Regions from separate parts of the Homo sapiens genome. Here region 2 is linked to region 1. Evidence: read pairs that join two places in POLR2A ChIA-PET (ENCODE). Cell type or tissue: GM12878. All regions are shown on one strand.

The links. Peaks named below come from ENCODE experiments on the same cell type or tissue, not always from the same donor. Only the 100,000 strongest peaks of a DNase experiment are listed, where the experiment ranks them.
Region 2: POLR2A ChIA-PET joins it to region 1 with 5 read pairs; 12 of 35 experiments call an interaction of 5 or more read pairs at or near these places.

What each region holds. Positions count from the first base shown.
Region 1 is chrX:19,763,865-19,771,864 of GRCh38, reverse strand. The region is part of intron 2 of SH3KBP1 (SH3 domain containing kinase binding protein 1); the gene reads left to right. Among named protein-coding and RNA genes, the nearest start is that of SH3KBP1, 120 kb to the left of the region's middle. In GM12878, a CTCF peak has its summit at 3,597; no DNase peak of the experiment used is centred here; H3K27ac peaks cover 2,432 bases.
Region 2 is chrX:19,814,338-19,822,337 of GRCh38, reverse strand. The region is part of intron 2 of SH3KBP1 (SH3 domain containing kinase binding protein 1); the gene reads left to right. Among named protein-coding and RNA genes, the nearest start is that of SH3KBP1, 69 kb to the left of the region's middle. In GM12878, a CTCF peak has its summit at 7,860; no DNase peak of the experiment used is centred here; H3K27ac peaks cover 270 bases.

The sequences.
Region 1 (8,000 bases):
GAGACGGAGTTTCGCTTTTGTCGCCCAGGCAGGAGTGCCATGGCAGAATCTCAGCTCACTGCAACCTTTGCCTCCTGGGTTCAAGCAATTCTCCTGCCTCAGCCTCCTGAGTAGCTGGGATTACTGGTGCGCACCACCATGCCTGGCTAATTTCTGTAGTTTTAGTAGAGATGGGATTTCACCATGTTGGCCAGGCTGATCTTGAACTCCTGGCCTCAGGCGATCTGCCCGCTTTGGCCCCCCAAAGTGCTGGAATTACAGGCATGAGCCACCGTGCCCAGCTGTAACCAATTTTTAAGTGTAATACTAAGTTACTTAATTTTCTACAACATCAGTAATGTTTTTCAAGTTTTTTAAAGTTGCAGAACCCTTTCCTCAAAGACCAGAGAGCTTCAAGCAGAGCTGCACCACCATTGAGGCAGGAGTGGGGAGCCCAGGCTATATCTTGTCAATGTTGCAGTTTACGGTTACCCTCCCCATAGCTTTGAGGCCTCCTAGGGATCCTGGTCACACTCAGTAGCCAACTTTGAAAGCACATAGACCTACCTTATACTGCCCCAATTGTTAATAGCTTAGATTGCTCTAATTTTCTTATAAAGAAAAAATTTTGGACATACTTTAAATCCTCTTTGAAGCACATCTGTGATTACTTCCCTAGATAAGTCCTTATAAGTAGAGTTACTGGGTTTAGAATATGAGCGGTGTTGTTGTTTTTTTCTTTTTGGCCTATAATCCATATTGCCAACTGGTCTTCACCAAAGTGTGCCACATCAGACTCTCACAGTAATGTAGGAGAAGGCTCAACCCCCCATTCCCTGGGTAAAATAAACCTTAAAAATTCAGTATGTTAGCAAAAGAAATTATCAACAGGGTAAACAGACAACCTACAGAATGAGAGAAAATATTTGCAAACTATTCACCTGACAAAGGTCTAATATTCAGCACGTGTAAGGAACTTAAATTTACAAGAAAAGCCATTAAAAAGTGGGCAAAGGACATGAACAGACACTTTTTAAAAGAAGACCTGCATGTGACCAACAAGAATATGAAAAAAAGCTCAATATCGTTGATCATTAGGGAAATGCATATCAAAACCACAGTGAGGTACCATCTCACACCAGTCAGAATGGCTATTATTAAAAAGTAAAAAAAAAAAAAATAACATGCTGGTAAGGTTACAGAGAAAAGGGAACACTTATACACTCTTGGTGGGAATGTAAATTAGTTCAACCACTGTGGAAAGCAGTGTGGCAATTCCTCAAAGAGCTAAAAACAGAACTACCATTCGACCCAGCAGTCCCATTACTGGGTATATACCCGAAGGAATATAAGTCATTCTACCATAAAGACACACGCACAAGTATGTTCATTGCCACACTCTTCACAATAGCAAAAACATGAAATCAGCCTAAATGCCCATTAGTGATAGATTGGATAAAGAAAATATGGTATATATACACCATGGAATACTATGCAGCCATAAAAAAGAATGAGATCATGTCTTTTGTGGGAACACGGATGGAGCTGGAGGCCATTATCCTTAGCAGACTAACACAGGAACAGAAAACCAAATACCGCATGTTCTCACTTATAAGTGGGAGCTAAAGGATGAGAACACATGGACACAAGGGAACAGACATGGGGGCCTACTTAAGGGTAGAGGGTGGAAGGAGGGAGAAGAGCAGAAAAAATAACTATTGAGTACTAGGCTTGGTACCTGGATGACGAAATAATCTGTACAACAAACCCTCATGACACTAGTTTACCTATATAACAAACCTGCACTTAGTGACATTATTTTCGTATGTCTGTTGGCCATATATGGTTCTTCTTTGAACTATTTATTCATAACCTTTGCCCATTTTTAGATTCAGATGTTTGTCCATGAATCCGAGAGTGAGAACCCTTGGTTATACTGTGTGTAGACATTTTAAGCGATATTTTCAAGAATCAGCTGTGACACAAAAGGAGTGGGGGATTGTGGGCCAAAAGTCTTACAGTCAGAGTTTAGCATGAGAACTTGGAAAGAATAAACTTCTGGACTTTGATCTCTGATTTTATGATTCTGTGATACTAGATGACTTATCTGCCATTTAGGAAGGTTCTGTCATATTGACTAGAGAGAAAATCCGGAGTTAAAACCAATGGCTGCATTAAGTTAGATTTTTTTTAGCAGTCTGATTAATCTTTACTGCTCCAGTACTCAAACTGCAACGTGAGAGTTCAATCTTGTGGCTTATTACAACCACACATTGTATTAAACATCTTCTACTTGAGAAAAACATGAAGTGCCCCATGTGCATTTTGAGTATGTTATATCATGAGTAAAGTCATGGCTGGAAGGTAGTTAAGACAGAATTTCTTTTTGTTTGTTTGGCAAGTGATGCTAAATCAACAATAATATTGCTTTGAAAAGGAGCAAAATTATGCCATGACTATTTGCAATGAAAATAAATTATAAGGCCTGGTGTGGTGGCTCACACCTGTAATCCCAGCACTTTGGGAGGCCAAACTGGGTGGATTGCTTGAGTCCAGGAGTTCAAGACCAGCCTGGGCAACTTGGCGAGACCCTGTCTCTACGAAAAAAAAAGAAAAAGAAGAAAAAGACAAAAATTAGCCGGGCATGGTGGTGCATGCCTGTAGTCCCAGCTACTCAGAAGGCTGAGATGGGAGGACTGCTTGAGCCTGGGAGGTGGAGGTTGCAGTGAGCTGAGATCGAGCCACTGCTCTGTACTCTAGCCTGAGTGACAGAGCTAGACCCTGTCTCAAAAAAAAAAAAAAAAAAAAAATTATAACGCAGCTGTATAATAATATTGCTCAATATGCTATTATAAAGTGAAAACCTCCTTCTGCTTAACAGGAGGTGTCTCTATTTCAGGACAGGACACTTTACATGGAATAAGAACAAAGATCTTACTAATTTAAAAAAAAAAACCCAAATGTGTGTGTGTGTGTACACTGAATTTGGCCAGACAGGAAAACAAGATTAAAATGTCAGTTCTGTCTTTTCAACCTGAATGCCTCCAACAGCTACATTTTAGAAATTTCTGAAATAATTAATGTGTACTCATATGTTCACCCATAAATCAGACCATGGGATTACTGATGAAAGGATGCAAACTTGGGGGTCAGTCTTGGAAAATTTTGACTGAATTTTAATCTTCCTATTGTGAACATCTATTTCATGTTGAAAACTCAGCATTTCCTGTTTCTCCTAAACATAGACACCACAATAAATAGTTTGTATCTATTTCTTTTCCTTCAAAAAGATCACAGTTCTTTGCCTGTATTATCTAGCTCCAAGATAAATTAAATGCCAGCTGAAATTGTTTGGTGTATCTAGGATGCCCATGGTATGTGCCATTTGGTTGTGTGGCTGAGTCAGTGGCGTTAGGTGGAGTTTAGCCTCCCCCTGAGTGGTTATTAGGGTTGTGGATGGAATGTATTGAATTCAAATCTCTCATTTATAAGGCGAGGTGTGAATTGTAGAATGATCCGATTAACTTGGGCTGAACCCCAGATATTGCTGTGTGCTTTTTTTCCCCCTTCAACATGTCATGGAGGCTTAAAACAGTCACCCACACGCCCTTTCCATATTTAACCTTTTGGAGGTGCTGTCTTATTGCTGAGCCAGGGTGGTAATAGCTGACTGGCTTAAATGGACAGACAGCAACAAGATAGCTGAGGAGGGTAATAGATCCTGCCATTCTGTTCATCTGCGTTTGTGTCTGGGTAAAATTCTCATTAAGTTGCAGCCAGTGTGTGTATTTTGTGTGTCTGTGCATTGTGTTTGCAGTCCATTAGAAAACTGATACCCATGTGGTGCCTTGGTATTGACAGGTTTCCTGTGTGTGACCTAAAACCATTCTGCATTTTCATTTGTCAGGTTTTCCCGTGTGCTCTGGGTTCAGAGCAAATTAACTTCCAAGTCAACAGAACCACCGAAGTTCTGCTTGAACTAAAGCTAAGCTACTCTACTGGTGTGGGGGGAGGGAGGATGTTGATCATTAGAGGACAAGGGCAAGTTGAGAAATTGTTCTATATTTCAGCCAGTTAATTATCGCAGCTTCCCAGCATGTCTGCAAGGAGAAATGAGAAGAACATCAATAAGTGATTATTTTCTTTCATTATTCTGTTCACCTGCCATTTACTGTGCACGTTCCAGGGGAAGGGAGATTAGCAGGGGTTAACTTTAAAAAATCAGAGTCCCAGAGGACTCACAAAGGCATGCTGTGTCTGCCTTTCTGGTACTGAGTGATGAGGGTGGGACAGGGCTGGTGCTAAACTTTTGGATCTATTTTTAAGCTTTCAGGACAAATTTTATAAATACGAGCTGCTTCTTTAAAAAAAAATCCCTTTCTACTCTAAAAATAGTTTGCTGGGAAAAAGTTTGTGAATTGTTTATTAAGACTCAGAAATTCAGCTGAGCATGTTTCCTTATAAATAAAGAAAATCACCTCACAGCTACTGTCAAAAAGCAGATGTGGCTTCTTAGGAAAGAAACAAGATTTCTGGGATGTTAATGCCAATGTCAGAATGTGGGAGAAAATTTGGAATTTTCCCTCCTGGCTTGCTCTTTTCAGACCTTCTAAATTCTACTCATTTCTTATGATCAAGTTGGTGTCTTGTCCCTTTTGGAAAGAGTTTTCCCAGGCAGAATGAATGGCCTTAGCTTCTGTTCTTACCAGTACCCTTAGCCACACCTGTCTCTTTTCCTATAACACTTTGTTTTATGTTAATGACAATTGCTAATATTTACTGTATGCCAGGCACTGTTCTAAGCTCAGTTCATGTGCTATTTTATTTTGTTGTCATAACTCTTTGAATTAGATACTACTATTCTCATTTTAAGGATAAGGACTATGGTAGGCAGAATAATGGCCCCTCAAAGGTGTCCACGTTCTAATCTTCAGAACCTGTGAGTGTTTACCTTACGATGCAGATATGGTTAAGGATTTTGGATTAGAATCACAAGGGTCCTTATAAGAGGGAAGCACATGGGCAACAAAAGCAAAAATACATAAATTAGACAACATCAAAATGTAAAACTTCCGTACATCAAAAGATACAATCGGACCAGGCGTGGTGGCTCATGCCTGTAATCCCAGCACTTTGGGAGGCCGAGGCGGGTGGATCACGAGGTAAGGAGGTCGAGACCATGGTGAAACCCCATCTCTACTAAAAATACAAAAAATTAGCCAGGCCTGGTGGCGGGCACCTGTAGTCCCAGCTACTCGGGAGGCTGAGGCAGGAGAATGGTGTAAACTGGGAGGCGGAGCTTGCGGTGAGCCGAGATTGTGCCACTGCACTCCAGCCTGGGCGACGGAGCAAGACTCTGTCTCAAAAAAAAAAAAAAAAAAAAAAAAAAAAAAAAAAAAAAAGATGCAATCAACAGACTCAAAGTGCAATCTGAACAATGGAGAAAATATTTTCAAATCATATATCTGATAAGGGGTTAATATCCAGAATCTATAAAGAACTCCTACAACTCAACAACAAAACAAATAACCCAATTCAAAATGGGCAAGGGACTTGAATAGACAGTTTTCCAAAGAAGACATACCAATGACCAACAAGCAGATGAAAAGATGCTCAACATCACTGACCATCAGGGAAATGCAAATCAAAATCACAGTGAGATTGCACCTCATACCCATTAGGATGGCTGCTATAAAAAAAGAAAAAACAACAAGTGTTGGTGAGGATGTGGAACAATTGAAACCTTTATATACTGTCGGTGGGGATGTAAAATGGTGTAGCTACCATAAAAAACAATGTGGCAGTTCCTTGAACAATTAAAAATAGAATTACCATATGATCTAGCAATTTTACTTCTGGGTATATATCCAAAAGAATTGAAAGCAGGGTCTCAGAGATATTATACACCCATGTGCACAGTAGTATTCACAGAAGGCAAAAGGTGGAAGCAACCCAAGTGTCTATACAACAGAATATCATTCTGCCTCAAAAGAAGGAAATTCTGACACATGCTACAATGCGGTTGAACCTTGATACATTATGCTAAGTGACAGAAGCCAGTCACAAAAGGACAAATACTGTATGACTTAACCTATATGAGGTATCTAAAGTCAACTTTACAGAGACAGAAAATGGACTGCTGGTTGCCAGGAGCTGGTGGGAGGGGAGAAAGGAGTTGTTTAATGGGTACAGAGCTTCTTTTTCAGTTTTGCAAGAGGAAAAGAAATCTGATGATCTTTTGCACAATGTGACTGTACTTAACACTACTGAACTGTGTAGTTTAAACCTGTTAAGATGTTAAATTTTATGTAACGTGTATTTACCACAATTAAAAAAAATTTTTTTTAAAAAGGGAGGCAGTAAGATCAGAGTTAGTGATGATAGAAGCAGAGGTCAGAGAGAGAGCGAGCATTGAAGATGCTATACTGCTGGCCTCGAAGATGGAGGAAGGGAATACAAGCTAAGGAATGCAGGTAACCCCTAGAGGCTGGAAAGGGTGGGAGAACCTCCTCTCCTACAGCCCCTGAATGAATGCAGCCTGCCAACACCTCCATTTTAGCCCAGTAAGACAGTTTCTGGATTTCTAACCTCCAGAACTGTGAGATACTAACTTTGGGTTAAGTCGCCAAGTTTTTGGTAATCTGTTAGAGCAGTGGTAAGAAACTATTACTAAGGACTATTCAGTTCAGAGAGGTTAGGACCTTGTGCATGGTCACGAAGTGACTGGAACTCTGATTAAGAGCTGGAGCTGGCCAGGCAGGATGGCTCACACCTGTAATCCCAGCACTTTGGAAGGCCAAGGTGGGCGGATCACTTGAGGTCAGGAGTTGGAGACCAGCCTGGCCAACATGGTGAAACCCCGTCTCTACTTAAAAAAAAAAAAAAAAAAAAAAAAAAAAGAACTGCAAAAATTAGCTGGGCATGGTGGCACAGCCTGTAGTTCCAGCTATTCAGGAGGCTGAGGCAGAAGAATCGCTTGAACCCGGGAGGCAGAGGTTGCTGTGAGCCAAGATCGCACCACTGCACTCCAGCCTGGCAACAGAGCAAGACTCAGTCTAAAAAAAAAAAAAAGAGTTGGAGCGCATGTCCACTCCACTCAGAGTTCCAGCCTTCCTAGATGGTGAGACCCTAGGTAGCAGTGGCCATCTTTAACACTACCCCCGACATAGGACTTGATATATATTAAGGCACTTAGTAATTGTGGCTAAAAGATTTAATGATAATGCACCATCGCCTTTTATTCTGTTCCCCTGATGCTGTGTCCTAGAAGCCATAGGGTTAAACCTAGGAAAAGGCTTTTTAGAAAACGTTTCCCTTCCCTGTCATTGTGGGGCTGCTAAGGAATAGTGTCCTCAAGGTTTTAGTGTCACTTCTGGGGGCCTCTGGGTATTTGTTGCCAGGTCCCATGATGGAGTAGAGTCAGGAGTGCTTATAGAATCCAGACAGGGGTCAGAGTCAGGGGAAATTTGGATCCTGTTCTTGGTAGATGGGCAGTCTGTTTTGAGAAGAAATGACCAAATTTAGTCATGACCTGTTAACCTGTTTATTAACATTATTTCTCTTTAAGCTAAATAAACGCAGATATTTCTAAGCACAAATGAAGAAATTTCTGTGTTAGCTCTGATCAGTGGGCATTTCCCACTCTGAAATGCTTCCTCACCCCCAAACCTAAGCTTTGGAAACCAGGCTCCTAAAATCAGGGCCTTGTAATTCCCCATGTGAGTTATTCTAAATTGGGCTTCTGGGTGTTTCTTTTTTTGAAGTGGGGAGCAGGTGGGAAATGAGAGGCCTTCTAATAATGTGCATTAACTTTTGCCATAAAATTATTAGAAAAAATGGGTATTTTGTACTTTTTTTTTTTTTTTTTTTTTGAGACAGAGTCTTGCTCTGTCACCCAGGCTGGAATGCAGTGGGCAATTGTAGTTCACTGCAACCTCCACCTCCTGGGCTCAGGTGGTCCTCCTGCCTCCTGAGTAGCTAGGACTACAGGTGCATGCCACTGTGTCCAGCTAGTTTTTGTG
Region 2 (8,000 bases), 50 kb before region 1:
AGAGGCCTATGGGATAATAACATCAGATCTAACATTTGGGTCATCAGAATTCCAGAAGGAGAAAAGAAGGTTATGATAATAAACAATATTGAACGAAATGATGACTGAAAACTCACCACATTTGGCAAAAAGCATAAATCTTCAGAATTCAGAAGCTGAGCAAAACCTAAACAGGATAAACCTAGAGAAATCTATGCCAAGATACATACTAATCAAGCTTCTAAAAATGAAAGGCAAAGAAAATGCAGCAAGAGAGACATGACATATACTTACAAGGAAGAATGATTTGAATGACAATGAATTTCTCCTGTAAAATAATGGAGTCCAGAAGGAAGTGTACAACATTTTCATGGGCTGAAAGAAAAGAAAGATTAACTCTGAATTCTTTGTCTGGTGAAAATATCCTTAAGGAATGAAGAGAAAATGAAAACATTCTCAGATGAAGGAACACTAAGAGAATTTATCAATAGCAGACCTATCCTTAAATAATGCCTAAAGAAAGTTTTTTAGGCTGGGCACGGTGGCTCACGCCGGTAATCCCAGCACTTTGGGAGGTTGAGATGGGCGGATCACAAGGTCAGGAGATGGAGACCATCCTGGCTAACACGGTGAAACCCCATCTCTACTAAAAATACAAAAAAATTAGCCAGGCATAGTGGCGGCCGCCTGTAGTCCCAGCTACTCGGGAGGCTGAGGCAGGAGAATGGCGTGAACCTGGGAGGGGGAGCTTGCAGTGATCCGAGATCATGCCACTGCACTCCAGCCTGGGCGACAGAGTGAGACTCCATCTCAGAAAAAAAAAAGTTTTTTAAACATAAAAGAAATGGTAACAGAAGAAACTTTGGAATTTCAGAAAGGAGAAAATAGCAAATGGGTAAAAATAGGGAGTATGTATAGTAGGCCAAGTATAGGGTATGTGTCATTAATTTTTTTCTGTTGTTGTTGTTGAGACGGAATCTTGCTCTGTTGTCCAGGCTGGAGTGTAGTGGCACATTCTTGGCTCACTGCAATCTCTGCCTCTCAGGTTCAAGTGATTATCTTGCCTCAGTCTCCTGAGTAGCTGGGATTACAGATGTGCACCACCATGCCTGGCTAATTTTTGTATTTTTAGTAGAGACGGGGTTTCACCATGATGGCCAGGCTGGTGTCAAACTCCTGGCATCAGGTAATCCACCCGCCTTGGCCTCCCAAAGTGCTGGGATTACAGGTGTGAGCCACTGTGCCCGGCTTGTATCATTAATTTTTAAAAACATGTTTGATGGTTGAAGCAAAAATTAGATCATCTGGTGTGGTATCCAATATATATTGAGGTAATATGCAAGAAAATTATATTTAAGAGGTGGGGAGGATGTAAAAGAACCTAACTGGAAGTAAGGTTTTTACACTTCACTGAAATAGGAAAATGTTGATCGAAGTAGTCTGTGACAAGTTACATATGTATATTGTAATAACTAAAATACTCTAAAAATCACTAAAAGTATAACTGTACAAAGAGATATACTAAAACTGCCTATATATAAAAGGAAATTCTAAAGAATGTACAAGTAACCCACAGGAAGACAAGAAAAAGGAAACAATGAAAAACAGAGTGAACAAACAGAAAACAAATAATACAATGGCAGGTGTAAGTCCTAACATGTCAATATGTGTTTTAAATATACCAATTAAAAAACAGAGATGATAGATAAAAAAAAAAACTTGACTCAACTATATGCTGTTTGTAAGAAACTCACTTCAAATATATTGATATAGGCACGTTGGAAGTAAAAGTTGGAAAATACATACTATGCAAGTATTAATTTTAAAAAAGCAGGAGTGGCTACATATAATATCAGATAGGGTAGACCAGAGAGCAAAGAAAATTACCAGGGACAAAGAAGGACATTACACAATGATAAAAGTGTCATTCCACCAAGAAGACGTAGCAGTCCTAAATGTGTATGGGCCAAGCAACAGAGCTGCAACATATATGGAGCAAAAACTGATAGAACTAGAAAATAGACAAGTACACAGTTATAGTTGGCAACTTAGCATCTCTTTCTCAGCACTTGACAGAATTACTAAACAGAAAATCAGCAAGGGTATAGAAGGCCTGAACAACATAATCAACCAAGAAGTTGTAATTGATGTTTACAGAATATCCTACACAGAAACAGCACAAAACACATTTTTTTCAAGTACCCATGAAATATCTGCCAAGTTAAACCATATCCTGGGTCATAAAACTAACCTCAATATATTTAAGGGAATTGAGATAATAAAAAAGGTGTTCTTTGACCATAAGTAATTAAGCTAGAAGTCAGTAATGGAAAGATCAGAAAATCTCCAAACACTTGGAAATCAAATCACACACTTCTAAATAATCCACAGGTCAAAGAAGAAGTCTCAAAAAGATTAAACAAACACATAGAACTGAATGAAAATGAACATACAACATATTAAAATGTGTGGGACCCAGCTAAAGCAGTACTGAGAGGAAAATTTATAGCACTAAAGTTTACATTAGAATGGAGGAATGTTCTCAGATCAATAATCTAAGGTCCTACCTCAAGAAACTAGAAAAAGTGAAATAAACCGAAAACAACCAGAAGAAGGAAATAATGAAGATAAGAGCAGTAATCATTGAAGGTGAAAACAGAAAAACAACAGAGAATATCAATGAAAAAGCCAGTTCTTTAAAGACCAATAGGCTGGGTACAGTGGCTCATGTTTGAAATCCCAGCATTTTGGGAAGCGGGAGTGGGAGGATCACTTGAGCCCAGGACTTTGAGACCAGCCTGGGCAGCATAGCAAGACACTATCTCGCCAATCAAAAAATAATAATAATAATCAAAAAATTAGCTGGACGTGGTGGTGCATGCCTGTGGTCCCAGCTACTCAAAAGGCTGAGGTGGGAGGATTACTTAAGCCTGGGAGGTTGAGGCTGCAGTGAGCTGTGATTGTGCCACTGCACTCCAGCCTGGGTGACAGAATATGATCCTATTTCAAAATAAATAAATAAAAAGATCAATAAAATGGGTAAACCTCTAAGAAGACAGGCAAAGATGAAAAAGACACAAATTAGCATAGTAGGAATAAAACAGGTGATATCATTACAGATTCTGCAGCTATTAAAGGGACAATAAGCGAATACTAAATTATATGTACATACATTTGACAACTTAGATGAAATGAACCAATTCCCTGAAAACTACAAACTACCAAAACTTACCCAAAGTGAAATAATGTCAATAGTCCTATAACTAACTGTTAAAGAAATTGAATTTGTCATGTAAAAGCTTCCAAAAAAGAAATCTCCAGGCCTAGAGGTTTTTCGTCATAATTTCCACCAAACATTTAAAGAATTAGCACCAATTCTGCATAATCTTTTCGAGAAAATAGAAGAGGAGGGAATGTGTCCCAATTCATTTTATGAGGCCAGTATTACCTTAATACCAAAACCAGATAGTGCAACAAAGAAAACTGCAGGCCAGTGTCCCTCAAGAACATAGACACAAAAGTCCTCAGCAAAGTATTAGCAAAACAATCCAGCAACTTATAAAAAAAATTATATACTATGACCAAGTGGGGTTTATTCCAGATGTGCAAGGCCACTTCAGTGTTTGGAAATCAATCAGTGTAATCCATGATATCAACACGCTATGGGAGAAAAAATCAAATCGCATAATCAGATCAATTGATGAAAAAAATTGACAAAATTCAACGCCATTCATGATAAAAACTCTCAGCAAACTAGGAATAGAGAGGAATTCCCCCAACTTGATAAAGAGCATCTACAAAAATGCTGCAGTTAGCACCATATTTAATGGTGAAAGACTGTATACTCTCCCCCTGAGAATGGGGAAATAAGGTAAGAATGTCTGCTCTTACCAGTCTCATTCAACGTAATACTGGAAGTCCTAGCTAGAGCAACTAGTTGAGAAAAAAATAAAAGACATATGAATTGGAAAGGAAGAATAACATCTTATTTGCAGATGACGTGATTCTCCAGTAGAACATCCCAAGAATTTACCAAGTAACTCCTAGAATAAGTGAGTGCAGTAAGGTCACAGGATATAAGATCAAACACACAATTTAATATTTCTAGATACTAGCAATGAACATATGGAAACTGAAATTAAAAACACAATGCCATGTACAGTCTCTCCCAAAAGAATTGAAATACAGTTATGCATTGCTGAACAACAGGGATATGTTCTCAGAAATGCATTGTAAGGTGATTTTGTTGTTGTGTGAACATCATAGAGTAGTATACTTATACAAACGTAGGTGATATAGCCTACTACACACCTAGCCATATTGTATGGCCTATCACTCCTAGGCTACAAACCTGCACAGCATGTTACTGTAGGCAGTTACGACACAATGGTAAGTAGTTGCATATCTAAACATATCTAAATATTGGCTGGGCACTGTGGCTCACACCTGTAATCCCAGCATTTTGGGAGGCCAAGGTGGGTGGATCACTTGAGGTGAGGAGTTCGAGACCAGCCTGGCCAACATGGTGAAACCCTGTCTCTACTAAAAATACAAAAATGAGCTGGGCATGGTTGCCTGTGCCTGTAATCCCAGCAACTCAGGAGGCTGAGGCACGATAATCGCTTGAACCTGGGAGACGGAGGTTGCAGTGAGCTGAGATCTCACCACTGTACTCCAGCCTGGGCAACAGAGCAATACTGTCTCAAAAAAACAAAAACAAAACCATATATAAATATAAAAAATGTACTTAATACAATAGAAGTATGGTATTATAATCTTATGGGGACCATTGACGTATATGTTGTCTATTATTGACAAAAACAATGTTATGTAGCATATGACTATACTTAGGTATAAACTTAACATGTACAGGATGTGCATGCTGAAAACAACAAAATGTTGTTAATAGTATTCAAAGAAGATCTAAATAAATGGAGAGACATACCATATTCATGGACTGGAGTCAGTGTGGTTAAGATGTTGATTCCCCCAAATTAACCTGTAGATCTAATGCAATTTCTATCAAAATTCCAGCAAGATTTTTTTTTGTAGCTATAGACTAGTTTATTTTAAGATTTATAAAAGAAATCAGGAGAACTACAATAGTCAAAACATTTTGAAAACAATTTTGAAAAAGAAGAGCAAAATAGGAATCTACCCAATTTTATGAGTTAACTTTAATAGTTATAGTAATCAAGACAGTCTAGTATTGACACAGGAATACACATATAGATAAAGGAACGGACTAGAGAACCCAGAAATAAACCTACACAAATATGCCCAAGTGACTTTTTGACAAAAGGGCAAAAGCAATTCAATGGAGGAAGGATAGCCTTTTCAACAAATGATACTGGAGTATTTGGACATCCATAGACAAAAAAAGTGAAACTCGGCCTAAATCTAACATCTTATTAAAAAATTAACTCAAAACGGATCATGGATTTAAATGTAAAACATAAAACTATAAAAGTGTTAGAATTAAACATAGGCAAACATTTTGGGGACCTAGGCCTAGGTGAAGAGTTCTTAGATATCATACCAAAAACAAAATCTTTTTTGTTTTTGCTCCGTTGCCCAGGCTAGAGTGCAGTGGCACAGTCTCAGCTCACTGCAGCCTCGACCTCCCAGGCTCAAGTGCTCCTTGTGCCTCAGCCTCCCAAGTAGCTGGAACTACAGGTGTGAGCCACCACGCCTGGCTAATTTTTTGTATTTTTTGTAGAGATGGAGTCTCCCTATGTTGCCCAGGCTGGTCTCAAACTCCTAGACTCAAGTAATCCACTGCCTTGGCCTCCCAAAGTACTGGGATTACAAGTGTGAGCCACCACACCTGGCCAACACAATCTATTAAATAAAAAAAGATCAATTAGACTTCATCAAAATGTGAAGAGGATGAAAAGATAGGTTACAGACTGGGAGGAAATATTTGCAAACCACATGTCTGACAAAGGACTTGTATCTAGAATGTGTAGAGCTCTCAAAATGCAACAGTAAGAAACCAAAACAATCTAATGAAAATGGGTGAAATACACGAACAGACATTCACTGAAGAGAGTATGCAGATGTAAAATAAGCACATGAAAAGATGTCCAACATCATTAGTCATTAGAGGAATGCAAATTAAAACCACAACAAGAAATTACTATGTATCTATTAGAATGGCCATTAGGATGGCTAAATTAAAAATGGTGATAACACCAAATGCTGGCAAGGTTGCAGAGAAACTGGTTCTCTCATATATTGATGGTGGGAATGAAAAGTGGTTCAGTCAGTTTGGAAAATAGTTTGGCAGTTTGTTATAGAACTATGTGCTTCCCATAGGATGCAGCAGTTATACTTTTGGACACTCATCCCAGAGAAATAAAAACTTAAGTTCACAGAAAAACCTGTACACAGATGTTCATAGCAGCTTTATTTGTAATAATTGCAAATTGGAAATATCTTGAATTGTCTTTGAGTGGATGAATGGTTAAACAAGTTCCGGTCCAACCATACCATGGAATACTACTCAGCAATAAAACAGAATGAACTCGGATACACACAACAACTTAGATAGATCTCAGGGGCATCGTGCTGTGTGAACAAAGCCAACCTAAGATGTTACACACTGTATGATTTCATTTATATTACATTCTCAAAATGACAAAGCTATAGACTTGGAGAGCAGATTACTGGATGCCAAGGGACAATGACAGGGTGTGGGGAAGACTGGTACCACAATAAAGGGGTAGCATGAGGGAGTTCCTTTTGAAGATGGAATAGTTCTGTATCTTGACTGTATATTGATTGTGATCCAGTGTGTAGATTTGTGCAAATCTACACATTGGATCAAGTTGCAAAGAGTTACACACAAATCAGTGTATGGAATGACTGATGAAAACGGAATAAGGTCTGTAGTGAACAGTATTGTACCAATGTCAATTTTTTTGTTTTGATATTGTACTATAGTCATATATCATCACTGAGGGAAGCTAAGTGAAGGGTTTATGGGACTCCATGCACCGTTTTTGTAAGTTCTTGTGAGTAGATAATTACTTCAAAATAAAAATTAAAAAAAATCTCCAATGGGTCTCAACCTTGGCAGCACACAAGTATCGCCCAAGGAGCTTTAAAAATCCCGATGCCCAGGCTGCATCTTAGTCTCATCTTTATCTCTGATTGTGAGTCTCAGCATTAGTATTTTTTAGGATTTCTAACTCTTGTCCTTGTTGTTTTCCATTAAATTAAAAAAATAATAACCACCACCAGGACCATACCACTTTCCCATACACTGCAGTTCTCCAGCTCTTTGTGGGTGATGGGTGATGGGTGACAGATTACAGGTGTTTCAGTTCTTTCTCAGGAGGTCAGACTCTGTCATCCTGTTGTCATGTCTGAGGCTGGGATTTGGGGAAGCCCCACCCCCAGCTTTGAGCAGGTCCAAGGAGGCATTATCACTTGGCCTGTCTGTGGTTGGCCTGGAGACTGGAGGGCCAATGACAGAAGTAGAGTTGGGAGGAGAAAAGAAGGATGGAGGAAGAGAGAAGTGGGGGTGGAGTGTGAGAGGATGTGGGCCTCAGAGACCCTGTTGAGCCTCACCCTGGGCCTAGTCTCTTGGAGCAAGCATGTTTGAGGAGGAGAAAGAAGGGGAGGGGAAGATGAATGTTGGGGATGGGATTGCAATTTATGATAGGGAGGCCAGGAAAGGCCTCATGAAAAAGGTGATTTAAGTCAAGACTTGAGGATGTGAGGAAGAACTTTGTGGGGATCTGGGGGAAAGAGCCCTTCGGGCAGTGGGAACGGCACGTGCAAAGGCCCTATGGAGGAGGGTGTCCCTGGCTTGTTGGAGGAACAACAGAGAGACCAGTGCACCACCACTGCCGGAGGGAAGAGGGCAGGGGAGAGCAATAGGAGAAGGGGTTAGAGGACATAGGTTACAGGGCTCCAGATCAGGGAGGGCCTTGTGACTTGTGACTCTGAGTGAGATGGGAAGTAACTGGGGAGGCTGATGCGACCAGAGATGTTTTAACAGGTTCCCTCTGGCT